Regions from separate parts of the Homo sapiens genome. Here region 1 is linked to region 2. A link is an interaction called in ENCODE POLR2A ChIA-PET data of the cell type or tissue named here. Cell type or tissue: PC-3. All regions are shown on one strand. Links, peaks and the distances in the headings refer to the core of each region. The heading gives the core; the rest is flanking DNA. Region 1 has its middle 30 kb from the start of AHCY. Region 2 overlaps ITCH (itchy E3 ubiquitin protein ligase).

The links. ChIA-PET counts read pairs that join two places held together with the same protein. Peaks named below come from ENCODE experiments on the same cell type or tissue, not always from the same donor. Only the 100,000 strongest peaks of a DNase experiment are listed, where the experiment ranks them.
Region 1: POLR2A ChIA-PET joins it to region 2 with 9 read pairs; 2 of 35 experiments call an interaction of 5 or more read pairs at or near these places.

What each region holds. Positions count from the first base shown.
Region 1 is chr20:34,271,928-34,274,732 of GRCh38, forward strand. It overlaps a transcript of AHCY not described here. Among named protein-coding and RNA genes, the nearest start is that of AHCY, 30 kb to the right of the region's middle. In PC-3, for the core only: no CTCF peak of the experiment used is centred there; no DNase peak of the experiment used is centred there.
Region 2 is chr20:34,399,433-34,402,237 of GRCh38, forward strand. All of the region lies in intron 3 of ITCH (itchy E3 ubiquitin protein ligase), which reads left to right. It also overlaps the pseudogene CDC42P1. Among named protein-coding and RNA genes, the nearest start is that of ITCH, 38 kb to the left of the region's middle. In PC-3, for the core only: no CTCF peak of the experiment used is centred there; a DNase peak (open chromatin) is centred at 1,619; H3K27ac peaks cover 1,446 bases.

The DNA.
Region 1 (2,805 bases), core at 62-2,561, 130 kb before region 2:
AGTATTTTAGGTGCAAACAACAGAAAGAACTCTAGCTAGCTTGAGAGAAAAAAAGGTAGAGGGTTAGTCTCCTGGGGAGACTTGGGGACCTCAAAGGAAAGATTATACAACGTGCCTCCAAAAAAAAAAAAATAGCCCCTGAGGGGTGCTAGAGGAGCCAAGCGGACAATGTCTTCCAAGCAAAGCCACAGGAATGTCAGCTCCAACCTCTTCAGTCCTTGCACTGGACCATTCAAAGTAATTCCCAGGAGAGGCTGATTCACCTGATGTGGGGCCAAGAAAGGGTGGTCCACCTTGACTGACAGTCCCATTGTTCAGGAAAAAATTCTCAAACCATGTTTCCCTCTGCTTTCACACCACCACAACAGTCATCAACACACAACAGACTTGTGTGACCCCAAAATGAGAGGGGATTTCCCCCCACCAGCAGGCAAACAATCAGTTCTGCAGTGGACACCAGCTAGGTGTCCTCCAATTCAATTCCAACACTATCTACTTGGAGATGGCATCAGATCCCACAGTCTGAGGGCTCAGTCCCCAAGACTGCCCTCACTTCAGACACCAGTCAAAAGTGGAGCCTCTAGAACTTTTGACAACTGGCTTTAAGTTGGGGTTTCCACAACCCTCTTTGGGCTCAATTAATTTGTTGGAGAGGCTCACAGAACACAGGGAAGCAAGGCCAGGTGCAGTAGCTCACACCTGTAATCCCAGCACTTTGGGAAGCCAAGGTGGGAGGATCGTTTAAGTCCAGGAGTTCAAGACCAGCTTGGTCAACAGAGTGAGACCCCATCTCTATAAATAATAAAATTAGCCAGGCATGGTGGCACAAGCCTCTAGTCCCAGCTACTCAAGAGGCTGAGGCAGGAGGATCGCTTGAGCCCAGGAGGTCGAGGCTGCAGTGATTCATGATCACACCACTGCATTCCAGGCTGTGTCTCAAAAATTAAAAAACCAAAAAGAATTCAGGGAAACACACCAGTTTATTATAAAGGCTATTACAAAGGCTGCAGATGAAGAGATGCATAGGGTGAGGTATGGGAAGGGGTGCAGAGCTTCTGCGTCCTCCCTGGGCCTGCCACCTTCTAGGAACCCCAGCATGTCTGGCTATCAGGAAGCTCTCTGAAGCCTGTCCTCTTGGGTTTTTATGGAGGCTTCATTATGTAGGCATGATTGATTAAACCATTGGCCATTGGTGATCAACTTGACCTTCAGTCCCTCTCTCCTCCCCAGAGGTTGGGGGATGGGGCTGAAAGTCCCAACCCCATTAAATCACGCATTTGCCCTTGTGGTGACCCTTTTTTTTTTTTTTTGGAGGCACATTGTATAATCTTTCCTTTGAGGTCCCCAAATCTCTCCAGGAGACTAACCCTCTACCTTTTTTTTCTCTCAGGCTAGCTAGAGTTGTTTCTGTTGTTTGCAACTAATATACTCTGACTGATTTACTTTTCACTTTGTAAACATGGAAATGGTAGCATCAAAAGTGACTTGTTCAGGCTGGGTGTGGTGGCTCATTGCCTGTAATCCCAGAACGGTGATCAAATGATCCACCCACCTCGACTTCCCAGAGTGCTGGGATAACAGGCGTGAGCCGCTGCAGCCAGCCCCTCCATCTTTTTGAGCAACCACAGATCTAACATCACCAGCCATTGTTGAGAAATTACCCCAGTCATACAGTAGGAACTTTAGAAAGAAATTTAACTCCAAGGGCCAATTCCCATTTGCGAAGAGGACAGGATAGGCAAGAAAAGAATTTAATTTGAACTGAATTAGCCAAACCATCTGTAGTCAATTTAAGATGAGTCTAGAGTAGACGAGTTACCCTTTCTTCTTCCATGTACCAGGAGTAGAAGGTGTGTATGTTGGGAGCGGGTATTGGGTTCAGGAAGGAGGAAAAGGAATGACTTTTGTTTAATTGGTAAAATCCTTTAAAACTGTCAAATGCTTTCATGTTCATTACAGAAAGGAGGTTTCTATTAATTGATTGCCTGCAGAGAAATAGAAGCTCTCCCAGCTGGATATACGAGTTGTAGAGTCTGGGAGGTGGCACCTTCTAATGGTGAGAATGATGATATTGACAATTATTATGCCTTCTTTTTGCCTGGGGAGCCCAGCAAATAGCTTCATTGGAGTCCAGAGGCTTTCACACTTTCCAGAGCTCCTCTTTAGAATTCGTGGACTCTATGGCTGTATAGACTACCAGAGCAATAGTAAATATTGGGCTGCTGCTCACTGCTCGAGGCCTGTGTGGTCTGCAGTTATCATAGTGCCATACTAACAGTGATTATTTATTGAGCAGCTACTTCATGCCAGGCATGACACCAAGACTATCAAATTAACGTCTTGACCTAAGTATCACTGTAAATAAGAGAACTGGGGCTCAAAGATGTTAAGCAATGTGTCTAGATAGACCTCACACCTCAGCATGGGGATTCAGATCCAGCCCATGTCATTCCAGAGCCTAGGCCCTTAAACACCAGGCCACTGAAAACCAGGCAGAGGGGACTCTGCCTGCGTAGAGCCAACACCTTGCAAGAGACTCGGCCCAAGAGGTGTACCCAACAGACTCCCCATGTGACTCCCCAGCTCTCTAATGAGACCTTGTCAACACCACCCCAGGGAGTAGTCTCACTAGTGGAGCTTCTGGAGAGAAGCAGCTGCATCTTCTTTTCTTGGGTCAGTACTTACTCAAGAGGCCATGAGAGGTACAGGATAGGGCACTGATAAAGAATCAAGAGGGGCTGGGGTATGGTGGCTCACTCCTGTAATTCCAGCACTTTGGGAGGCCGAGGCAGGAGGATTGCTTGA
Region 2 (2,805 bases), core at 151-2,650:
TGTATTGTAATGGCAAGAAGGGATAACTGGTCAGGAAAAAGAGATCAGTATTTGACTAGAGTCACTGGGAAAGAAGGTGGTGTTTGGATTGCTGCTATTTATTTATTTATTTTAAGGGACAGGGTTGGCCGGGCATGGTGGCTCATGCCTGTAATCCCAGCACTTTGGGAGGCTGAGGCGGGCAGATCATCCGAGGTCAGGAGTTCAGGATAGCCTGGCCAACATGGTGAAACCCTGTTTCTACTAAAAAATACAAAAATTAGCCAGGTGTGGTCATACGTGCCTGTAATCCCAGCTACTCGGGAGGCTGAGGCAGGAGAATCACTTGAACCTGGGAGACAGAGGTTGCAGTAAGCCAAGATCGCACCCCTACACTCCAGTGGCACAGTCACGGTTCACTGCAGCCTTAACCTCCTGGGCTGAAGCAATCCTCTCTCCTCATCCTCTATAGTGGCTGGGACTACAGGCGTGTACCACCCACCACACTTGACTAATTAAAAAAAATTGTGTTTTTGTTTTTTTTTTAAGACGGAGTCTCGCTCTGTTGCCAGGCTGGAGTGTGGTGGCGTGATCTTGGCTCACTGCAACCTCTGACTCCCTGGTTCAAGCAATTTTTCTGCGTCAGCCTCCTGAGTAGCTGGGATTACAGACATGCGCCACCAAGCCCAGCTGATTTTTGTATTTTTAGTAGAGATGGAATTTTATCATGTTGGCCAAGATGGTCTTGATCTCCTGACCTTGTGATCTGCCCACCTCAGCCTCCCAAAGTGCTGGAATTATAGGCGTGAGCCACTGCGCCCGGCCAAAAATTTTTTTTTGTAGAAACAAGGTCTTGCTATGTTGCCCAGGATGGTCTTGAACTCCTGGCCTCAAGTGATGCTCCCAGCCTTTCCATAAGTGTTGGAATTATAGGCCTGAGCCACTTTCCCTGACCTAGGATTGCTGCTGTTTAAATGCAGAAAAGTAGAAAAGGACCCTTTGAGGAGACAGCATGAGCAAGACACATGAAAGAAGAGAGTACACAAAACTTGCCCTAATACCCATGAAAGCTCCTATAATAGGGGAGCCCTGAGAATGGGAATGGCTGTGTCTTTCAGGTGTGCCTTAAAAAAAATTTATTGCTAAGGGAGATGGAGATGGGAAGTAATCAGTGTTTGTATCAAAGGGTGGTTAGATTTGTGTTTTAGAAAGTTAGAAAGAGAAAAAAATTTTTCTTTTTTTTTTTTTTTTTTTGAGACAGTTTCGTTCTGTCGCCCAGGCTGGAGTGCAGTGGCGCGATCTCAGTTGACTGCAATCTCTGCCTACCATGCCCACCCCCTTACCTACTTATTTATTTATTTATTGAAACAGAGTCTCGCTCTGTCACCCAGGCTGGAGTGCAGTGACTTGATCTTGGCTCACTGCAACCTCCGCCTCCCAGGTTCAAGCAATTCTCATGCCTCAGCCTCCCCAGTAGCTGGTATTGCAGGCATGCACCACTGTGCCTGGCTCACTTTTTGTATTTTTAGTAGAGATGAGGCTTTACCATGTTGTCCAGGCTGGTCTCAAAATCCTGACCTCAAGTGATTCACCCACCTCGGCCTCCCAAAGTTCTCGAATTACAGGCGTGAGCCATTGTTCCCAGCCAATTTTTAAATTTTTTATAAAGACACATTCTCATTGTGTTGCCCAGGCTGGTCTTGGATGTTTTGAATCAGCTCTTCGTTTCTTCTTATCATTTAGCCAGGGTCTTTACCTTGGATGTAAGTCTGTTTTCTTATGTCCTTCCCTGTCTTTATTTACCTGTTTCCCATTTAATTATGCCTATATATAACCTCAGCTATTATACTGAACTCATCTGTGTCTTCTTTTTTTCTTTTTTTTGACCGGGAAATTTTTTTTTAAATTACAAGCTCAACCCATTTGTTCTGTTTCAAAGGTGCAGTACTTTTCTTCATTTATTAGTGAAAGAAGTTAAGAAATTAACTTTCCAAAAAAATCAGCAAATGGCAAGCAAATGTCCTTGAAAGTCACAGTCACATATAGTGTCTCCTAGAAAAGAGGAGGGGTAAGACAGCTTCCACCTACTTTCACAAGTTTCATCAAATACTGGATCTACTCAAGGGTGGAGTAAAAAGGCAACTAACTTTCTAAAAGGAGTATGTTATTAAATGAGGCATTTACTATACTCCTTCCTAAAAGCCCCAGATGGGGAACATGTTTTCTCAACTAGACCTAGGAAGTAGACTGTGGAATCAATCGGTCCTCCTCACCTTAAGGGCCATCCACTGGTTAATGAATTAAAAAAAAAAAAAAGACTGAAAAACAAACCTCCCCCCTAAAAAAGAGGAGGGGGAAAAAAAACCACTAAGATGTCCCAGAGTGGAATCAGGGAGCAGCTTCAACAATTCCAATTAGTCTGTTACAGAGTCATCCACAAGCATGCCTTGCTTTAAAAATACATATATATATCTTGAAATAACAAAACTGAAACTAGTACTAATCACTTTTCTGACAATATACAATTACTCAAAATTAACTAGTACTGGGCTAGGGATACGGGGGGGCGGCGCATAGCTATGGGCCTTGTCTCACATGAGTACATGTGGGTAGGTGCAGTGCGTTTGTCATTATGGCAAAAACGAATTTTAATTTTTAAGCTTTAGTTTGACTTAAACATTGCTTTTAGTATGATGCCAACACCAGCTATGCAGAAAGGGCTCTGGAGAGATGTTCCTAGCAGCACACATATGCAGCTCTTCTTCGGTTCTGGAGGTTCCAGGGCAGCCAATATTGCTTCGTCAAATACATTCTTTAGGCCTTTCT